Linked DNA regions of Homo sapiens: region 1 is linked to region 2. A link is a loop called in an ENCODE intact Hi-C map of the cell type or tissue named here. Cell type or tissue: heart left ventricle. All regions are shown on one strand. Each heading gives the region's core, and the rest is flanking DNA. Links, peaks and the distances in the headings are about the cores only.

Region 1 (11,131 bases), core at 2,408-7,407, 58 kb before region 2:
GCAGCCTCAACAAGGCAGAACTTGTCCTTAGAGAAATGATTGCTAATCAAGGGGACATTCCTAACAAAAATATCTCCATTATCTATAAAAGACCAAAGTTGAGTTCACTAAGGATGGTATGTTTTAAGAACATTCTACAGTATCAATAATTATTCAGAGTTCTACTTAGAACAAGTAGAAATATGTCAGGATGCCTTTAATATGACTCATATTTTAGGAGGGAACTGATGGTTTACTTGTTTCCAGATTTATTTTAGAAAAAGTAGAAGATAGTGCAACATGGTTCAACAGTAGACACACAGCAGTACATTTAAGTACACACAAACTAATCAAATCACCCAATTTTACAGTCCATATTAAAGACAATGAAAAGGAGCCAAATATCAGTCTCTATCATCAAATACAAATTGGATTTATAATCCTTTGATATGGATCATGGTAAAGAAATGTTGACACATTTGGAAAACAACACCCCCTCCCACCCCCCACCAAAAGTATTATGATTTAGATTTCTAGCTTCTATTTCTTCACCAAAAAAGTCTAGGTTTTTCTGGTTATTCAGAATAAGAATAAATTCACTCGTTCCACAAATGTTTATTGAGGGCTTCCCATGCATGAAGCACTGTTGTAATTGCCAGAGATATAGCAGTGGGAAAGACAGATAAGGAGCTCACATGCTAGTACGAGACGTCAGCTAATAAATAAATAAACAAGAGTTCTTCAAGGGTAATTAGTGCTGTGAAGGGGATGAAAGAGTGATGTGTAGAGAAAGACAGAAAAGGTGGGGACTATTTTAAATAGGATGGTCAAGGAAAGGCTTGTCTGAGCTGAGACCTGAAGAGCAAGAAGCAAATAAGTGAATATACTGGGGAATGATCTGGAGAAGAGGCAAGAACCAGTGCAAAGTTCCTGAGGCAGTAACAGGCTTGACTTCTTCAAGGAACAGAAAAAAAGGCAGCAAGGTGATAATTAATGAGGAGAGGGAAAAAGATGAGCTTGGAAAGGCAGGCAGGGACCAGATCACATGGGACCTGTTGTACCTTGCTAACAGGTTGGGACTTTTTACGAACAATGAAAAGCCATTGAAGAATTTATATGAGTGAGTAATGTTTATCTGATTTATATATTATAATTAAAATAAAAATATCTGATCTGATTTTATTTTAATTATAAAATTTTTCAGGCATCTAAGAACTTACAGACAACAAGAAAAGGGATACCTTAAGAAATCAGATTCAGTTAAAATCCCCATGGTACTCTTTTCAGTCCTATTCTCCTCCCTCTTTAAAGGTAACTGCCATTCTAAACTTTATGCTTGTAATTTTCTTGCATGTTTTTGTGCTTTTACCACACATACTCATACATATCTATAAACAATATGTAGCACTGCCTTGCATGTTTTTAAACTTTATATGAATGGTACCATACTGTGCATATTCTTCTGTACTTGCTTTTTTACCTTCAGTATTATGTTGCTGAGATTTATCCATGCTCATTAATCCTTAGCAACTACTTAGCATTTTCTTGGATTAACATGTCGTGATTTCTCCATTCCTTGGTTGAAGGGCATTTATGTTGTTTTCAATGTTTTTGTTCATATCTCCCTGGGCAGACAATGGAAAATAGACAAGAGTAGAAATACATAAGCCAGTTAGAAGACTCTTCAGTAGCCCAGCAGAAAGCTAGTGGAGGCTAGGATTAAGAGAACAGCAATTGAGATGAAAAGAAATGGAGAAACTTAGTATACGTTTTGGAGATGCAGCTGATTGGACTTGCTGATGAATTTGATAGGCAAGAGGGGTTGCTGAGAGAAGGTGAAAAATCAAGGATGAATACTAATTTTTGGCCTTGAGCAATTTTAAAGGCATCTAAAGGCTGAAATCTAGAACTCTAAAAGGTGTTTTATGATGTCGTATTTTAATTACTTAAGGTTAGTGAAAATCTTATCTTACTTATACTTGCGTCTCCTCTAGTGCTTTGCAATGTATAATATTAGGTAACCCCAAAAATTTTGTTGAATGAATAATAGACTTTACAATTGCTTCTCTATGGTGCATAGGAATTATATTTAGATTTAGTCATATGACAATCTTGAATATTGTCAGAAAAAAAGTGAAATGATGCTAGATTTTATTAAAATAATGCAGGAATAAATCCATTTATCTTTGGGAGTTATTAATAAAGCAAGATTGGCTATATGTTAAACATTTTTGAAGCTGAGTATTATATGAGAGTTGAATTTTTGTGATTTTTGGAAAATTCCAAGATAAAAAGTTTAAAAAGGCCAGGCATGGTAGCTCATGCCTGTAATCCCAGCACTTTGGGAGGCCGAGGTGGGTGGATTGCCTGAGCTCAGGAGTTCAAGACCGCCCTGGGCAACATGGTGAAACCCTGTCTCTACTAAAATACAAAAAATTAGCTGGGTGCGGTGGTGGATGCCTGTAGTCCCAGCTACTCAGGAAGCTGAGGCAGGAGAATCGCTTGAACTCAGGAGGTGGAGGTTGCAGTGAGCCAAGATTGCGCCATTGCACCCCAGCCTGGGCAACAGAGTGAGGCTCCGTCTCAAAAAAAAAAAAAAAAAAGTTTAAAAAGAGATTTTTAAAAATTTAGCCATTTCCCCATCGAGAAGAGAATTGTCCCCTATTTGTCACTTCAAATATTAGGTTGGTATAAAGGTAATTGCAGTTTCTACCATTAAAAGTAATATAAACATCCAAATAATAACCACTCTAACGAAGCAGCTTGTCAGAGAATTAGGAATTCCAGCCAAGTTCTTAACTTCTTGGGGCTTATAAACCCCTTAGAAAACATGATGAAACATATGAACACTTTTCCTGGAAAAAAAGCACATGTATACAAATTTGCATAAATATAGCCAGGTGTTTTTGACATTCTTTGAAGCTAATGTCATAGACCAGATTAAGAAAAGAAGGTCAGTTAAAGACCTGCATTGAAGTTCTGATACTATTATATGAATTGTTAGGTAATTTGTTAACCTGAAATTTTGTCACATTAGTTTTTTAATTGTTTAATATTCTACTCCACAGTTGGTACTTACATTCCTACCCAGAGTTTGCAGCCAGACGATTGGGGTTTGAGCCTTCCCTTTCCCACTTTTAAGCTGTAAGATCTCAGAAAGTCACTTAACCTTTCTGAGCCTCAGCTTCTTTATCTATAAGTTTGAAATAGTAATAAATACACTAAGTGCTATTGTGTGATAAAATGAGCTAATATAATTGAAAGTCCTTCATAAGATGTAAAGAGCACTGTAAATTGGTGGTCATATTTTATACCATTATGTGCCAGAAACTCTTCTAAACTTTTTTTTTTGAGATGGAGTTTTGCTATTTTTTTAACAAAAAAGTATTTTATTATTTTGCTGCAAAGCTGTTGCTTCACAGTGTAAAAATAGCACCAGCAAATGCAGTATATTGCAAAATTAAGATAGTGTTGTTCTTCATCTGACACTGTACAAGCAACAAAAACTTCTTCGCTCCCAGTTATTTCCAACGGAAAGATCATTAAGTGTTTCAACCCAAATCCAGGTATAGATATACACAAGTTACAACATTATAGAAGGCTTAAGAATAACATTATCATTGAATTATGTAATTTTTTATATACTTTAAGTTCTGGGATACATGTGCAGAACTTGCAGGTTTGTTACATAGGTATACACGTACCATGGTGGTTTGCTGCACCCATCAACCCGTCATCTACATTAGGTATTTCTCCTAATGCTATCCATCCCCTAGCCCCCCAATGGCACGATAGACCCTGTTGTGTGATGTTCCCCTCCCTGTGTCCATGTGTTCTCATTTTTAAAGTCCCACTTACGAGTGAGAACATGTGGTGTTTGGTTTTCTGTTCTGTGTTAGTTTGCTGAGAATGTGGTTTCCAGCTTCATCCATGTTACTGCAAAGGACATGAACTCATCCTTTTTTATGGCTGCATAGCATTCCATGGTGTATATGTGCCACATTTTCTTTATCCAGTCTATCATTGATGGGCATTTGGGTTGGTTCCAAGTCTTTGCTATTGTGAACAGTGCTGCAATAAACATACGTGTGCATGTGTCTTTACAGTAGAATGATTTATAAGCGTTTGGGTATATAACCAGTAATGGGATTGCTGGGTCAAATGGTATTTCTGGTTCTACATCCTTGAGGAATCCATTGCCTTCCACAATGGTTTAACTAATTTACACTGTCATCAACAGTGTAAAAGCATTCCTATTTCTCCACATCCTCTCCAGCACCTGTTGTTTCCTGACTTTTTAATGATTGCCATTCTAATTGGTGTGAGATGGTATCTCACTGTGGTTTTGATTTGCATTTCTTTAATAACCAGTGATGATGAGCTTTTTTTCACGTTTGTTGGCTGCATGTCTTCTTTTGAGAAGTGTCTGTTCATATCCTGTGTCCACTTTTTGATGGGGTTGTTTTTTCTTGTAAATTTGTTTAAGTTCCTTGTAGATTCTGGATATTAGCCCTTTGTCAGATGGATAGATTGCAAATATTTTTTCCCATTCTGTAGGTTGCCTGTTCACTCTGATGATAGTTTCTTTTGCTGTGCAGAAGCTCTTTAGTTTAATTAGATCCCATTTGTCAATTTTGGCTCTCTTGCCATTGCTTTTGGTGTTTTAGTCATAAAGTCTTTGCCTATGCCTGTGTCCTGAATGGTATTGCCTAAGTTTTTTCTAGGGTTTTTATGGTTTTAGGTCTTACGTTTAAATCTTTAACCCATCTTGAGTTAAATTTTGTATAAGGTGTGAGGAAGGGTCCAGTTTCAGTTTTCTGCATACGGCTAGCCAGTTTTCCCAGCACCATTTATTAAATAGGGAATCCCTTCCCCATTTCTTGTTTTTGTCAGGCTTGTCAAAGATCAGATGGTAGTAGATGTGCAGTGTTATTTCTGAGGCCTCTGTTCTGTTCCATTGGTCTATATATCTGGTTTGGTACCAGTACCATGCTGTTTTTTTTACTGTAGCATTGTAGTATAGTTTGAAGTCAGGTAGCATGATGCCTCCAGCTTTGTTCTTTTTGCTTAGGATTGTCTTGGCTATACGGGCTCTTTTTTGGTCCCATATGAACTTTAAAGTAGTTTTTTTCTAATTCTGTGAAGAAAGTCAATGGTAGCTTGATGGGGATAGCATTGAACCTATAAATTACTTTGGGCAGTATGACCATTTTCACGACATTGATTCTTCCTATCCATGAGCATGGAATATTTTTCCATTTGTTTGTGTCCTCTCTGATTTCCTTGAGTAGTGGTTTGTAGTTCTCCTTAAAGAGGTTCTTCCCTTTGTAAGTTGTATTCTTAGATATTTTAATCTCTTTGTAGCATTTGTGAATGGGAGTTCACTCATGATTTGGTTGCTTGTCTATTATTGGTGTATAGGAATGCTTGTGATTTTTGCACATTGATTTTGTATCCTGAGACTTTGCTGAAGTTGCTTATCAGCTTAAGGACATTTTGGACTGAGATGATGGGGTTTTCTAAATATACAATCATGTCATCTGCAAACATTATGTAATTTTTATAACTAGTTTTTACCATGGATAATTTAATGAATTCTGAATACTAGAGCCTAGTCTAAAAATCATAGAGTATTATAAAATAGAAGAATATTATGTTTGTCTATAATCATTTGAAAGATAAAGGGCATTTTCTTTCATTAGTGTTAACAGTAGTTTTTTTTTCCCCATCGGTAATGCTAAAAGTTGCTATTCTAAGTCTTCTAACCACCGCTAATTTAAGACAATTCTGCTGGGTTGCATAATTTCATACTAGTTTATTTAGGGGTTCCATTATCGCTCCTCAATAGATTTTATGTATGTCTCATACACTTCTTCACTCATAAGTTAATCCAGTTCTGAAGAGTTACTCAGTGTCATCTTTATCAGCCAACCATCTTCACAACAAGATTTGTTGACAAGTCCTGGATTTTCTGCAAGAGCTTCATTAATTTCAGTTACTTCTCCTGATTAAAGAGAATAGATTTCACTAGCAGCTTTCACACTTTCCAAAGCACAAAACTCATCTTGTTTGTTCAATTTTGTCCCAACTTCAGACAGACTACAGTAAACAACATCTCCCAAAGCTTCGTTTGCAAAATTATTGATTCCCACTGTTCCAATACCATTTTCTGTTGTTATCCATTCATGCTTCTCTGTGAATTTACACACCCAGAGCAGAACGGGTCCTGTGAGCAGCGTCCAGATGGCGCCCGCCCCCAGCTGCCAGGGCCTTGGCAGGCAGGGCACGGCGGGTGCCCAGAGCGCGCGCAGGCTGCAGAGCACGGCCCGCATGCTCCGTGCTGCTTGCAGGGCCATGTTCGCAGGAGTTTCGCTCTTGGTGCCCAGGCTGGTGCAATAGCGCGATCTCGGCTCACTGTGACCTCCGGCTCCTGGTTCAAGCGATTCTCCTGCCTCAGCCTCCCGAGTAGCTGGTATTACAGGGGCGCGACACCGAACCCAGCTAATTTTTGTATTTTTAGTAGAGATGGGATTTCACCATATTGGTCAGGGTGGTCTCGAACTCCTGACCTCAGGTGATCCACCCGCCTCGGCCTCCCAAAGTGCTGAGATTACAGGCGTGAGCCACCGCGCCCGTCCTAAACTTTTTAAGTACTGTCATTAACCTCATTTTTACCCATTAGAAAATTGAGGTTGGGAGAAGTCAAGTAACTTGCTTGGTGTCACACAGCTAGTAAGTAGTGGAATTAGGATTTGAGCCCAGCCATTCTGACTCTAGATTGACTGCCCTTAATTCTTATGCTGCGAATTACATTATTATTTACCCAAAATATAACATCCCTCCACTGCCCTATGATATAATGTTTTGATCATCTGATTAATTCTGTTAACCTAGCACTGTGAGGAAAACTATAATTCAAGTAGCAGTCAAATTCTAAGAAAAAAATATATGCCACTTTCATCTATGTTAAACCTTGTGTTGGTTTTTAAAACAATTTTTAACTAAAGTGTTTTACATTTAAATTTCATATTCTTAATTTTTTTTCTGTATAATTTTTTTCTTTTTTTCTTTTTTTTTCTTTGAGATAGAGTCTTGCTGTGTCACCCAGGCTGGAGTGCAGTGGCACGATCTTGGCTTACTGCAACCTCCACCTCCCAGGTTCAAGCAATTCTCCTGCCTCAGCCTCCTGAGTAGCTGGGATTACAGCTAATTAGACCACCAGCTGATTTTTGTATTTTTATTTTTATTTATTATTATTATTTGTTTTTTGAGATGGAGTCTCGCTCTGTTGCCCAGACTGGAGTACAGTGGCACAGTCTCTGTTCACTCCAACCTCTGCCTCTCAAGTTTAAGCGATTCTCCTGCCTTAGCCTCCTGAGTAGCTGGGTTTACATCACACCACCATGCCCTGCTAAGTTTTGTATTTTTAATAAAGACAAGGTTTTACCATGTTGGCCAGGTTGGTCTTGAACTCCTGACTTCAGGTGATCCACCCACCTCAGGCTCCCAAAGTGCTGGGATTACAGGCGTGAGCCACTGTGCCCGGCCTAATTTTTGTATTTTTAGTAGAAATGGGGTTTCGCCATAATGGCTAAGCTGATCTTGAACTCCTGGCCTCAAGTGATCCTCCAGCCTCGGCCTCCCAAAATGCTGGAATTACAGGTGTGAGCCACCATGCCCAGCCCTGTTTAATTTTTATATTGTAAAATTTTACTTTATTTAAGACCTTCTTTGGAGAAGTGCTTGTGGAGGCTGGGGCAGGGAAAACACAAGGTGAGTCTGAGGCATCATGTGGTGCCAAAAAAGTAAGGAGTGCTAAAAAAAATAATGGGGGCATGTCAGGAAGACATAGGGGCCAACTAGAAAGAGCTCCCAGTGGCCAAAGCTGAAGCAATTTGATCAAAAAGTAAGTAACAATAGCATTGGATTACAATCCACATAATAAATATTTATGAATTCATATTGATATTAACAAATAATTGCATTTTTAAAAACTAATGGAACAAAAGAGACAGCCTACATAAAATTCCAATTAATAAATATGGAAAAAATGAGGGAAATAGAAAATTAAAAACAGAACACCACACTAATATTTGTTGCAGGCAAGATCCATTAATGAATGCTTAAAATCAGTGGAATAGAAACAGGATATTTTCAATTTCAACATATCTTCCCCAAGATATTTATTAATAATAAAGGTAAAAATAGTAACTTTGTAGTGGAGAAACCTGGCAAATAGCACCTTAATCAAGTGATGGAGACTAGCATTACTGTAATAAGACATATCAGTATCATGAACCCCCGATCATGATGTTGTGAGAAGGGCCCATCATTGCTGTGTATGCTTATCAAAAAATGCATAAACTTGATTTAATCATGAGAAAACATCAGACACAGAAAAACTGAAGAACATTCTACAAAAACCTGACCAGTACTCTTCAAAAATGTGAAGGTCATGAATGTCAAGGAGACACCGAGTCTACATAAAGTCTACATAGTTGGCAACTAAAAGGACGTAACAACTAAATGCAATGTGGGGCCGGGTGCAGTGGCTCATGCCTGTAATCCCAGCACTTTGGGAGGCCAAGGCAGGAGGACCACTTGAGGTCAGGGGTTCGAGACCAGCCTGGCTAACATGGCGAAACCCCATCTCTACTAAAAATACAAAAATTGGCCAGGCGTGGTGGCATGGGCCTGTAATCCGAGCGACTTGGGAGGTGGAGGCAGGAGAATCGCTTGAACCCAGGAGGTAGAGGTTGCAGTGAGCCAAGATCACACAACTGCACTCCAGCCTGTGCAACAGAGTGAGACTCCATCTCAAATAAATAAATAAATTAATTAATTAAAAAAAGAAAAACCAAAAATAAGCAAATAAATGCAATGTGGGATCCCAAATTGGATCCTAGAAAAGAAAAATGATATTGGGAAAACCAGGGCAATACAAATAAAGTCTGTAGTTTAACTAATAATAGTATTATACCAATGTTAATTTACTAGTTTTGACAATTGTAATATGGTTACATAAAATGTAAACATTAGGGGAAGCTGGGTGAAGCGTACATGGGAATTCTTAGTACTATTTTTGTAACTTTTCTGTAAGTCTAAAATTATATCAAAATAAAATGCTAAGAAGGAAAGTAAGCCCAGACCCTGCATTGTTTTAAAAAATTGTTTAAACAATCTAGTCCAATATTTCCCCAAATTCAGTCATTTGAATATAAATTTCAGGATTTTGACAATCTATGTAATAATAGTAATATCAACAACAACAATCAACATGTAGTGAATTGTCACAATATTTGACAAGGGAGGAAAATGAGGCGCAAAAAAGTAAGCAACTTATTCAAGGTCACAGAACTAATAGCTGGTAGAACCAGGATTCAACCTTAGGCAATTTGATGTAGCATTCATCTTCATTTCTCCTCTATACTATCTCTGACCTGTATCCTGTACTGCTATGATATGTATTATTATTTACTTACTAACTTAAAATTAAACCCATTTTTAAACTTAAAAAACAATAATCAAGCAAAATAATAAGCTATGTTATAGGGTCCTCAGGACAGAAGTTTTTGTTTTATCCACTAATATTTTATTCACAAGTTCATTGAACAGTGCCTGGCACACAGAAGGTACTCAACAAATATTTGTTGTGTGAATAAGTGAATAAATAACTTTATATCACAACTATAAGTAGCAAACCAGCACCATTTGCCAGAAATAGAAAGTTATCTTCTAAGTAAATATGATGAAAATAATATAAAATTATTAAATGTTATTGCTTCCTGAAGGCTCTGGACCTGAGCCCAGTATCTCTATATTTAAAAAGTAGTGTAAGTGTTAGAAGATATCAAAAGAGGATACCAGTTCCAAACAGACTTTCTATTTGATTTAATCAGATGGATTTAAAGAGAATAATTTTCTGAGCAAACCAATTTTATTTGAAGTCATATCAGTATGCCACCTAAAATCATCATACAAATGACCAGGGTAATGTCCCATTCTTTAGGAAAGATGGCCTTCTTGTAAAGGGACCAGTTGAGTCAGGGTTCATATAATATTAGACAATTCAGTCTCTCTCAATCTTCTTCACTCTTCCTTAAATATCATCTTGTCTGTAATATCCTACTTCCTCTTATTTACCTCTCTATTCCTACCACCAATCCCCTAGATAATTATTTGTCTCTGTAACACTCTTTGTGCATTTCTCTTTAATAGCACTTAAAACATAAATTCTTAAATTCATAATTATCTTTTCCCAAGTCTGTCTCCTTCACTTAAATTATAATTATATTGGGCATCAGAGAGAGTGTCATAGCATGTTTATATCTCCAGAGCTCATACCACTATCTAAAAAGATGAAAGGCCCATAATAAATTGTTGATTTATTAAATTAAGCAAATTAGAGGAAAAGAGAGAATTGTCCAATTTTCTTCTATCCATGAAGCCATGATTTTGTCATTGCCTGCATTTGAGACGCTTACTCTTGAGATCATTCATAAGATCTTCCCAAATACACATAAGGGTTCTACATGAAGATGAAAGGTACATATTGATCCTTTCCTTCAAAAGACTTCAGAATTAATTTGCTTCCTAGGGCAATTATAATATAATATCATTCTCCCTTTGGGAGAATAAATGCTTCGCCCAGGATGGGCAACTCCTTCGTAGATGTGACTGCAGCATTTTTGCAGCTTGCTGATAAAGTGGGGTAGTGCTAAGGTCACTTTTCTATACCTGGGTGATGATCTCTGCTCTCCACAGAAAAAAATAATGGAACAATACAGGTCCTAGCTGACATGAGTAAGAAAGGTACAAGATAGTAAAGGAAACACATCACAGAACAACATTTTTACTAGAAACCAGAGCTGCAACCTTCCTCAGATATCTCTTAAGATGGCTAATAACAGTTTCTTGGAAACTAGCCTGTTAATAACTATTGCATTTGAGAACAGGATTCAATATATAAATACAAGCCCTAATATAGAGGCACATAGCAAGCATCACTAAAATATTGAGCTGAAATCATCTCCATATTATGAAATTATTATTCAGAAAGCAATAGCTTTCATATATATATGAATAGAATGGAAAAGAGTCTATTTATAATAAGTGTTAATAAATATAAAATACTTCATCTTCATTCATAATC
Region 2 (11,131 bases), core at 3,298-8,297:
CTGTTCAGTTGTTTTTTTTACCTTTCATTTTCTTAGCTTTGTGCAATTTGGGGACTCTTTTATTAGGGACATACGTGCTTAAAATTGTTCTATCTTCTCAATGGATTGGTCCTTCAGTCAGTATAAAATATCCTTCTTTGTGGTAACAATATGTCTTTTAAGTCTGTGTTTTCTGATATTAGTGTAGCTACTTCAGCTCTCTCTTGTTTTCTGTCCTTTTTTTTCAATCTGTTTGTGTTTGTGATTCTGAAACATGTCTCATGTGGGCACCACATAGTTGGATCTTACTTTTAAAAATCCACATAGCCATTCTTTACCTTTTGATTGGAGTCCTATTATACCTGAAACAGCAAAATACATTAGTTACATTTAATCTAAGTAGTGATATGATTTACACCTGTAATTTTGCTGTTTTCTACATCTTGTCTTTTTTTTTTTTTTGAGACAGGGTCTCACTCTCACTCAGGCTGGAGTGCAGTGGCACCATCATAGCTCACTTGGTTGACAGTCTTTTTCTTTCAACATTCGAAATATGTTATCCTTTTGCTTTCGGGCCTCCATGGTTTCTGATAGGATGTCAGCTATTCTTATTTACAGTCTCTTATACATATAGTTGCTTCTCATAAGCTGCTTTCAAGATTCTCTGTTTTTGGTTTTTAACAGTTTGGTTATGTGTGGGTCTCTTTGATTTTATCTTATTCAGTTTGTTGAGCTTTGATGTTGATACTAATGTTTTTCTTCAAATTTGGGAAGTTTTCAGTTCTGTTTCTTCAAATATACATTCTGCCCCTTCCTTCCTAAACCCACCCCTTTTCTCCTTCCCTCCCTTACTTCATGTTTGATTTTGTTCTGTAGGTCTCTGGCTCTGTTCATTTTTCTTTCTTTACTTAAATTGGTTAATGTTATTTAACCCATTTTCAGGTTTGGTGATTCTTTTTTCTGCAAGCTGCAATCCTTCGTTGAGCTTCTCTAGTGAATACTTTTATTTATTATATTTTTTAACTCCAGAATTTTTAAAAAATTATCTTTTTTGATATTATCTATTTGATGAACATTGTTTTCATACTTGACAGTTTATTAGACTTTTCTTTAGTTCTTTGAACATATCTAAAATAGCAGGTTTAAAGTATTTGTTTAATGTCTGGGCTTTCTCAGGGACTGTTGCTTTTTTCCCCTGTACATGGGCCATGCAGTTTTGAGTTTTTTTTGCAAGGCTCATACTTTTCTCTTGAATACTAGACATTTTAAATATTTCAAATAATACAGTGTGGCAGCTCTGGAAATCAGATTCTCCCTTCTCTGCAGGGTTTATTGTTGTTGCTTTTTGTTATTTGCTTAGTTCCTTTTCGAACTAATTCTGTGAAGTTAATTTTTGCCATATGTTGTCACTGAAATCTCTGCTTGGTTATCTTAGTGGTCACTTGTGAGTGGGCCTTTAGGGACTACCAGACACATCAAATAATGACAGCAGTTTGAGAGTGAGGCTTTGAAAGCATTCCATGATTGTTCTGTTTTTTTCCAGTTGCCACTAGGCTGCTGGTTTTTACTGTGATTGTGTGCTGATGGTTTTCAAGGCTACTGTAGAGGTAGAGAGATGACAATGGGCAAGTTAAAATGCAAGAGCTGCTGTTTTTACCAAGGCTCAGCCCCTTGTCTTGAATCAGCATTACCTGGATTCCTGCAAGCTTTTAGTTAATTTCCAGAATTTTAAGTTAAGTTGATTTGAACAGTTTGTGTCAGTTTTCTCCTTGCTTTTAATGAAGCAGAATTTTCTGAAGTATTTACTCCACCAATTTCTTTGATGTTCTCCTGTGACAAGTGTTTAAGAATGTTTTTCTAGTCAATATATCATTATCTGTCCATGCATATTTTTCTAAAACCTTACTTTTAATGGCTGCCTGGTATTTTAATACATGGAGGTACTGTAATACAATTTTAGTTTCACTTGTCTTTAGAACTCATCAAAAATTGTTACAATTTTTTACTATTATGAGCAGTGCTTTGTTGAATATTCTTTTATCTTAATCATGTATGATTCTCAAGACTATCCATTTCTGGAAGTGGAATTTGTTGAATTTAAGACAATAAAAACTTCAGTTTTTGGTCCACATGGTTAAATTGCCCTTTAAGTAAGTGGTTTAAGTTTATATTCCAAAAGTCATGTAGGAGAGTGTCTCTTTTTCCACATCATCACCCAGTACTGGGCACTAGTACTCACTTTATTATTTTTATTTTTATTTTGAAATGGAGTCTCACTCTGTCATACAGGCTGGAGTGCAGTGGCACGATCTTAGCTCACTGCAACATCCACCTCCGGGGTTCAGATGATTCTCCTGCCTCAGCCTCCTGAGTAGCTGCGATTACAGGTGCATGCCTGGCTAATTTTTGTGTTTTTAGTAGAGACGGGGTTTCACTATGTTGGCAAGGCTGGTCTCGAACTCCTGACCGACCTCAGATGATCCACCCGCCTTGGCCTCCCAAAGTGCTGGGATTACAGGCGTGAGCCACCACACCTGGCCTCATTTTATTTTTTTAACTTTTGGAGACAGAGTCTCGCTCTGTCGCCCAGGCTGGAGTGCTGTAGCACCATCCTGGCTCACTGCATCCTCTGCCTCCCAGGTTCAAGCAATTCTCGTGCCTCAGCTTCCTGAGGAGCTGGGACTACCTGGCTAATTTTTTGTATTTTAGTAGAGACAGGATTTCACCATGTTGCCCAGGGTGGTCTTGAACTCCTGAGCTCAGGCAGTCCACCCGCCTCGGACTCCCAAAGTGCTAGGATTACAGGAGTGAGCCACCACACTCAGCCTAATACTTATTTTATTTTTTTCTTTTTTTAAGAGATGAGGTTCTATCTAGAGGTGATGGGAGACAGTGACAGATCATCAGGCATTAGATTCTCATAAGGACTGCGCAACCTAGATCCCTTGAATGAACAGTTCACAATAGGGTTCACTCTCCAATGAGAATCTAATGCTGCCGCTGATCTGACAGGTGCCAGAGCTCAGGCGGTAATACGAGAGGCTGGAGATACAGATAAAGCTTCAGTTGCTTGCCCGCCACTTACCTCCTCTTGTGCGGCCCAGTTCCTAACAGGCCACAGACCGCTACCAGTCCATGGCCTGGAAGTTGGGGACCCCTCTACTGGGATATTTATAATTGCATATGTGGTTACCTAATATTTCCATGATACAACACTGGTCTAGATTCTAGGCCATTCTCCTTCAAAAAGAACCCTGCTTCCTTACAGTTTTACTGTTTAGCAGCAATGTTTTCTACCCCTTCTTAAAATTTTCAGCTACCACACCCCTGTTTTGTTCTAATATTAAAGATGACATCTAACACTCAATTTTTCTTTCTGCTCCAAGCTCCATCATCATTCTGGGACATTTTTGGCCCATGTGTAAGACACTTTCAGTAAGTTAGCTTCAGTTTCTTGACTGTGCTTGAGCCATCCTTTTTTTTCTCTCTCTGTCTCATCTGAGAGCCATCCTTTTAATAGCCCTATGGAGGAATGGGTGGGAAGAAAAAATATTTAAAAGTAAAATATTAAAAAAAGAAATAATAACCCTGTGGGGCTATCATCTGCAACTTATGTTCCACTTCTAAAATCTTAATTGTATAGTCCATTTTAACCATAACTTACATGTATTTATTTATTTTTTCGAGACAGAGTTTCGCTCTTGTTGCCCAGGCTGGAGTACAATAGCGTGATCTTGGCTCACTGCAATCTCCACCTCCCAGGTTCAAGGGATTCTCCTGCTTCAGCCTCCCAAGTAGCTGGGATTTCAGGCATGCATCACCACGCCTGGCTAATTTTGTATTTTTAGTAGAGATGGGGTTTCTCTATGTTGGTCAGGCTGATCTTGAACTCCTGACCTCAGGTGATCTGCCCGCCTCAGCCTCCCAAAGTACTGGGATTACAGGCATGAGCCACCGTGCCCAGCAACTTATTTTTTTACTGTCTTCTTTACTTCCTGCCTTCCATCCTTGATCCTCTCCATTTTCATTCACTGAATTACTTCATCTGTATTTGTCATCTCTCTTGGTCTTGTACTTTTGTGTACCCTTCCTGCAAAGCAAGTTTCAAATGACTCCTACAGCCAATTTTATTGTACTCAAGTTATGGATTGCTACTGGAGGAAAAGATCACATGGCTTCAGGGATACAGTCAAAGATTTATGGTCTTCAGCCTTAACCAGGTGGACAAAATTGCTTGGATGGCTGTTACGTATTCCTAGTCTCTCTCTCTATTCTTATGGTTGCTGTTTCACATCTTTACTTCTTAAAATCCCCTACTTCTCTTCTCTTTTTTTTTGGGATTTTCAAGTTGTTTTATATCTGGTACTTAGGGAAAATCCTGTCCTTCATTCCATAAATGTTATCTGTGTCCTTACTTAACTTTGTCTGCTACTTGGTGTTTTCTATTAGCATTCACACAAATAGAACCATCTGCCTTTTTTTTTTTTTAAGTGCTTAAAACTCTTGACCTTGTATTTTCTGGCTGCTATCCTGTTGTTCTTCTCTTCAAAGATAAGCATTAAAAAAAATTGCTTATACTCACCTCCTGTAGTTTTTTTTTCTGCTTATTTATTTCCAGTCTGCCTTCTTCCCCTATCTTTCCATTGATACAGCTTTGAGAGTGGTTTCCAATGACAATAAGTAGATTTTTCTGTATCCTTAGATTGACCAATCCAGAGCATTTGGTATAGTTAACCACTTCTTGAGGGGGCTGCTACAGTTGACCTCCTTTGAAATGCTTCTGGGAACTCTTTGATTCTTCTTTTCTCTCAGCTTTTCCTAGGTTTGTTTAGGTGATTATGATGGGATGTTGGTGTTGCTTCTTGGCCTGCTTCCTACTCTGTATGCTGTATTTGGATTCATATCCATGGCCTTGATACCATTTAAATGTTGATTACTTAAGATATTCATTATCTGTCTAACCTAGATGTTTCTAGCATTTCTAACCTTTATATATACAACTGCCTACTAGACATTGTCTTCCCAAAGTCCACCTTAACTCAGATGATTTCTACTTTTAACAGTTGGTACTCACCATTCATCTTAATTGCTCAAGCCCAAATTAAGAAATCTGAATTTTATCACCCTTCTACAAGTTAGTTACAGAGATCTGTCATTTCATGTCTTTAATATCTAACCTAGCATTGTCCAATAGCAATTTGATGCAAGCCACATATGTAATTAAGCTTTCATAATAACCACATTTAAAAAGTAAACAGGTGAAACTAACTTTAGTTTTATATTTTATGTAATTGGGATATCTAAAATTTTATTTCAACATGCAATCAGTATAAAATTATTAATAAGATATTTTTGATTCTTATACTAAGTCTTTAAAATATGATATTTTACACTTACAGCACATCTTAATTCAGACTAGCTACATTTCGAGTACTCAGTAGCCACATGTAGCTAGTGGCTACCTTAATGGCTAGTAGAGTTCTAACCTATATTTCTCTTTATCCTTACTACCTCTATCTTGGTTCAAGCCTTTATTTTTCCCCTGAGCAGCTGGAGCAGCTCTTGGGGATTACTACCATTTTCTCCTCCAGTTCATCATCAATATTCTTGTCAGTAGTAATTTTCTAAAGTATGAATGTGACTCTGCATGTGAATTCATGTGATTGTGCATTCCTCTTTGTATCTTTAGTGTTCTTCCTAAGCTTTCAAGATGAAGTCTAAGTTCCTAAGTATGGCCAACAAAGTCCTTCCTCATCTGACTTTTGCTTAACTTTCCTAAGCTATAGTTCCTTGATCCTAAAAATGAGTTGTATTGAACTGTTTGTAGTTCCTATAAGGAACCATACGCTCTTCTTGCTTTTGGGCCTTTGCAGTTAATAACTCAACTGACTGAGACCCATATTCTCCAGCTCCCACCCTCATCTGTCATCAAATTAAGGTCTACTAGTCAGTCCTTCAGTATCTAAAGGATCTGATCCCAGGATAGGATGAAACACCCTTCCTTGTTTGCTCTTATATATCCTTCTGTGCTTTCCTGTATCAGGGCATTTATCACTGAATTATTTTAATTGTCCTCTAGCTTATCTCACCTCCCTATTAGATTCTTAGCTTCTTGAGCAGGGATCTTGTTTTTATTAGCTTTTATATTCCTGTTTACTAGAACACACATATATGCTTGGCATATTGTAAGTATGTTGAATGAATGAGTGAAGGAATGAGGTAAGTCTAGGAAGTTAAGATCTGAACTCTAAGTTCAGAGCAAAGAAAAATTGATTTAAATTTTAAGTTATCTCATTCTTGTATGTATTTATAGAGTTAAATATTAGAATCTTTTTAACAGATTAACTGAGAATCCAGAATAGGATTAAGAAAATAAAAGTTGGTTCTGTCAGTACCCAGTTGTTCATATCAGTAAAAAGAGGAGAGCTGGGGGCATGCTAAATAGGTTATGAACCTTTAAAATAGTTGAGGGATGAGGAACATAAAAACTGATATTTAGGACATGCCTATGTAATCTTGTAATATTTTAGTTTTCATATTATATTAAATCTAGAATCTAGGCATTTTTAGACCAGTTATACTTAAAATATTTAAAACATTTAAATGGCAAATGAATTTCTTTAACTTTTCCCTTAGGCTGTATGAGAGATGGTAGGAATTTGACTAAGCAAGTACCAGACACATATCTGTGTATGATATAAGGCTTTTGTTAGGAATACTAAGGAGTTGAGAAGTAAACTTCTGCATTAATATCTTTTCCTTTTGTAGTCTGTGGTTGTTTTTCATATTTAGAATTACTTACACTTTAGGAGAAACATACTTCGTCAGTGTGTAAAACAATATGCTATATATATGTATATTTATATATATATATATTTTTTAAAATCCAAAGGGAGGCAGATTGGAGTTATTTAGAAAAGATCAATGGCTATTTTTGAAATACAAAGTTACTAATGTAAACCTTGGATTTTTGTAGCTTGATGTTTAAACTGCAAATAGAATTTGGGTGTGTTAAGGTAATTTGAGGTGCGCATTATAATCCCTAGTCATTTTAGTTTTTTATTAAACATCTCATTTTGTAATGATATTGGGAAGTTGAAGGTTTGTAGTTCCTTCTAGGGTTGTTTTTCTCAAATTCTGATTTTTATTAGGCATCCATTCTGTTACAAACTCCCCTTGATCAATTTTTTGTTACTAAAAAGCATATTTAATAGTTTTCAAAATAAGTTGCTGCTTTTTCCTATTGGAAAATTTTTATCTACTGGAAAATTTGTTGAAAATTAGTATTCAGAGTTTTAAAAATGGTAATGGCATTTTAGATAGCAAGATTTGGGTAACTTTGGAATAGGAACAAATGGCAAGAGAACGTAAAGAATTCTTAAAGAATTTCAGTAATCTATCTATTAGAACTTGTTTGAAGCGTGCTGTTACTTGAATATATTTGTGCTGAACTAATGTAACCTTAGAAGGAAGGTTAGAACTAAGTTACCGGATATTGTATTTAAGTTGATTTTTCCATCAAACAGTGGAGTTACCGTAGTTTGATTTTTCTTAACTATGCTTTTAACATACAGATTTAACATCTAAAAGATTTTGTAAAGCATATCTAGCAGATACGCTTTTAGAAAAGATTATTTGATAAATGTTTCTTCTTAAATGACTAATGTTTGAAATCAAGGAATACTTTAAAGACCTAGGGGTATTTTTGTAGAAGCTTGGGTGAATATGCTTTTATTTATACATACTTATAAATGCCACAATTGTATCACTCACATCTATAAATAATGTTCCTTATCCCGAGATATTTCACACTGGCACTGTGAACATTTGTGCAGGAAAAGAATCAGTGGGTGGTTAAGTCTTTTGAATTACAGACTATGGTTGATTTTAGAATTTAGGGTATGGAAAAATTCTTATGAGATATGACAAGTCTATATGTTTTAATCGACCAGTATTAAATTTTTTATTTTTTTTGAGACAGAGTCTTGCTCTGTCATCCAGGTTGGAGTGCAGTGGCGCGATCTCCACTCACTGCAACCTTTGCCTCCCAGGTTCAAGTGATTCTCCTGCCTCAGCCTCCAGAGTAGCTGGGACTACAGGTGTGCGCCACTATGCCCAGCTAATTTATGTATTTTTAGTAGAGACAGGGTTTCACCATGTTGGCCAGGCAGGTCTCGAACTCCTGACTTCAAGAGACCTGCCTGCCTCGGTCTCCCAAAATGCTAGGATTACAGGCTGGAGCCATTATGCCTGGCCAAATTATTAGTATATTTTCTAAATAGTATTTGTGCTAGGTAGCTTCAGAGCCATATTTTTGTATCTGATAGGACACTTCTATACGAATTTTGGGATGATATGTTTTTAGCCAAACCCATGTTTTATCTTTGTACAGAGTTTCTTCCTCAGAAGATGTTTTCCTGAAAGAGTAGTCATTCAGATTTTTAAAATATCTACTGTGTGTCAGCACTTTGCTAAGAACATAGAGATGAATATGACATGGTTCTCTCCCTCTGGGAAATCAGTCATATGGGGGAACTGACAAAATGTTTAAAATAATTTTATTTTAAAAAATATTTATTATAATAATTACATGCAAATAATTGTCTACTGTAAATCATCCTAGTTACTCTTCTTTGTCACCATGTTACTGAGACTGCTCTTATTTTTTAAGTTACCAGTGACCTTATTTCCAAATTTTATCAGTATGTCTGTTTCTGTAATGGTATCTTTCTCTGTAGCATTCAGCATAGTTAAGTGAATCCTCCATCCCTGAGATGATCTTGGTTTTCTTCCTGTCTCCACTGACTGATCTTTCTCTGCTCCAGGGCTTTGCCTCGACCCCCTTCTTCTTTTTTTTGAGACTGGAGTTTCTCTCTTGTTGCCCAGGCTGGAGTGCAGTGGCACGATCTCAGCTCACTGCAACCTCTGCCTCCCAGGTTCAAGCGATTCTTGTGCCTCAGCATCCCAAGTAGCTGGGACTGCTACAGGCACATGCCACCAAGTCCGGCCCATTTTTGTATTTTTAGTAGAGATGGGGTTTCACCATGTTGGCCAAGATGTTCTCGATCTCCTGACCTTGTGATCCACCCGCCTTGGTCTCCCAAAGTGCTAGGATTACAGGCATGAGCCACCGTGCCCTGCCGACCTCCTGTTTATCTATAGTCTGTCTTTGGGAATCCAATCCTGTTTCAATAGTATCTGCATGGCGATGATTCCTAAATCTATATTTTCAGCACCAACCAACCATGAAATTTCTCACTCTGTTGTCCAGGCTGGAGTGTAGTGGCATGATCACAGCTCACTGAAGCCTCAACCTCCTGGGCTAAAGCAATCCTCTCGCCTTGGCCTCCCAAAGTTTGGAATTACAAGCATGAACCGCTCTGGATGGCTGAGAGCTATCTTTAAAACAGTAATCAGGTCACTTGCCTATGAAAAACTCTCTAGTGTCTTCCTATCATGCCTAAAATAACATCCATATACTTCCTACTTTGGCTGAGTCCCAAATGATCAGGCCCCTGCTTGCCTCCCTGACCTCATTTCCTATCACTCATCCCCTTGTCCACTACTTCACTTCATTATAGTTCATGGACCTTCTTTTTTTTTTTTTTTTTTTTTTTTGGAGACGGAGTCTCGCTCTGTCATCCAGGCAGGAGTGCAATGGCACGATCTCGGCTCACTGCAGCTTCCACCCCCTAGGCAGGTTCAGGCCATTCTCCTGCCTCAGCCTCCCGAATGGCTGGGATTACAGGCACACATTGTCAGTCCCGGCTAATTTTTTGTATTTTTTAGTAGAGACGGGGTTTCACCATGTTGCCCAGGCTGGTCTCAAACTCCTGACCTCAGGCAATCCACCTGTCTCGGCTTTCTTTTTACTCTTGGAAATACCAAGTTCATCCCCACTTTAGGGCCTACCCCTTTGCCTGGAATGGTTTCCCGCTTTCCACAATTTTAAAATAATACTGTGTGCCAAAGACTGTTCTTGTTGCTAAGGATAAAGCAGTGAATAAGAGACAAGGGCAGACCCTGAGTCATTTTTGTTATACCTCTTATCTGATGAGTTCCTTCAAGGTGCAGTCTAAAATACTGTATTCTTTGAAACTACTGGTGCAACTTGCTCTCAGTAGCTTCCTTTTTTGATGTACCATTTATGTAATTCATTCAATCTCTGCGTTGATGGAGCTTACATTGCGGGCAGGGTGGAGGTCACAGTAAACAAGTTGGGTAAAATGTGTGTTGGATAATGGCAAGAGCTAAGAAGAAGCATACAGCAGGCAGCAAAGTGCTAAGGTGAGGAGTGGGGTCGTAATTTTAAATAAGGTGATTAGGGCAGGCCTTTTTGAAGGTGACATTTGAGTAATAAAAATAATCTGTGGCTGGGCTCGGTGGCTTACGCCTGTAATCCCAGCACTTTGGGAGGCCAAGGCGGGTGGATCATGAGGTCAGGAGTTCAAGACCAGCCTGGCCAAGATGGTGAAACCCCATCTCTACTAAAAATACAAAAATTAGCCGGGTGTGGTGGCACATGCCTGTAATCCCAGCTACTTGGGAGGCTGAGGCAGGGAATTGCTTGAACCTCGGAAAGAGGTTGCAGTGAGCCGAGATCGCGCCACTGCCCCCCAGCCTGGGCAACACAGTGAAATTCTGTCTCAAAAAAAAAAAAACTATTCCAAATAAAAAAAGCAACAAGTGCAAAAGCCATGAAGTGATAGTATGCACTGTATGTTTGGGGGGTAGTTAGGGATTCAGTGTTGGGGAAAGTGAAGTGAGCAAGGGGAGGAAGTGTAGCAGGAGATGAGGCCAGAAGTAAGAGTAGAGCCAGATCTTGCTAGGCTTTGTTGGCTAGTGGCTTTCATTGGTACACATTGGAACTACTTGAGGAGCTTTAAAAAATACTGATGGATGGGTTTCGCTTGCAGAGATTAATGTAATTGATCTGGAGGTGCAGCTGAGACATTAGGATTTTATAAAAGCTCCCCCAAGTGATTCTAAGATGCTGCTAAGGTAGAGAAACACTGTAGGCCATCATTGGGACTTCGGCTTTTACTTTTGAGGAAGTTCGGAAGTCATTGGATGATTTTGTCATGGAATAATTTTGTAATTAACTTTAAAACTGGGGTTTTGTTTATTACATTTAATTACCTTAACTATAAAA

The links. Peaks named below come from ENCODE experiments on the same cell type or tissue, not always from the same donor. Only the 100,000 strongest peaks of a DNase experiment are listed, where the experiment ranks them.
Region 1: it touches region 2 in a loop (11-fold over the local background); 1 of 110 quality-filtered maps calls a loop at or near these places.

The regions. Positions count from the first base shown.
Region 1 is chr7:35,762,306-35,773,436 of GRCh38, forward strand. All of the region lies in intron 3 of SEPTIN7-DT (SEPTIN7 divergent transcript), which reads right to left. It also overlaps the pseudogene LOC442293. Among named protein-coding and RNA genes, the nearest start is that of SEPTIN7-DT, 33 kb to the right of the region's middle. In heart left ventricle, for the core only: no CTCF peak of the experiment used is centred there; no DNase peak of the experiment used is centred there.
Region 2 is chr7:35,819,556-35,830,686 of GRCh38, forward strand. The region is part of intron 1 of SEPTIN7 (septin 7); the gene reads left to right. Among named protein-coding and RNA genes, the nearest start is that of SEPTIN7, 24 kb to the left of the region's middle. In heart left ventricle, for the core only: no CTCF peak of the experiment used is centred there; no DNase peak of the experiment used is centred there; H3K27ac peaks cover 1,064 bases.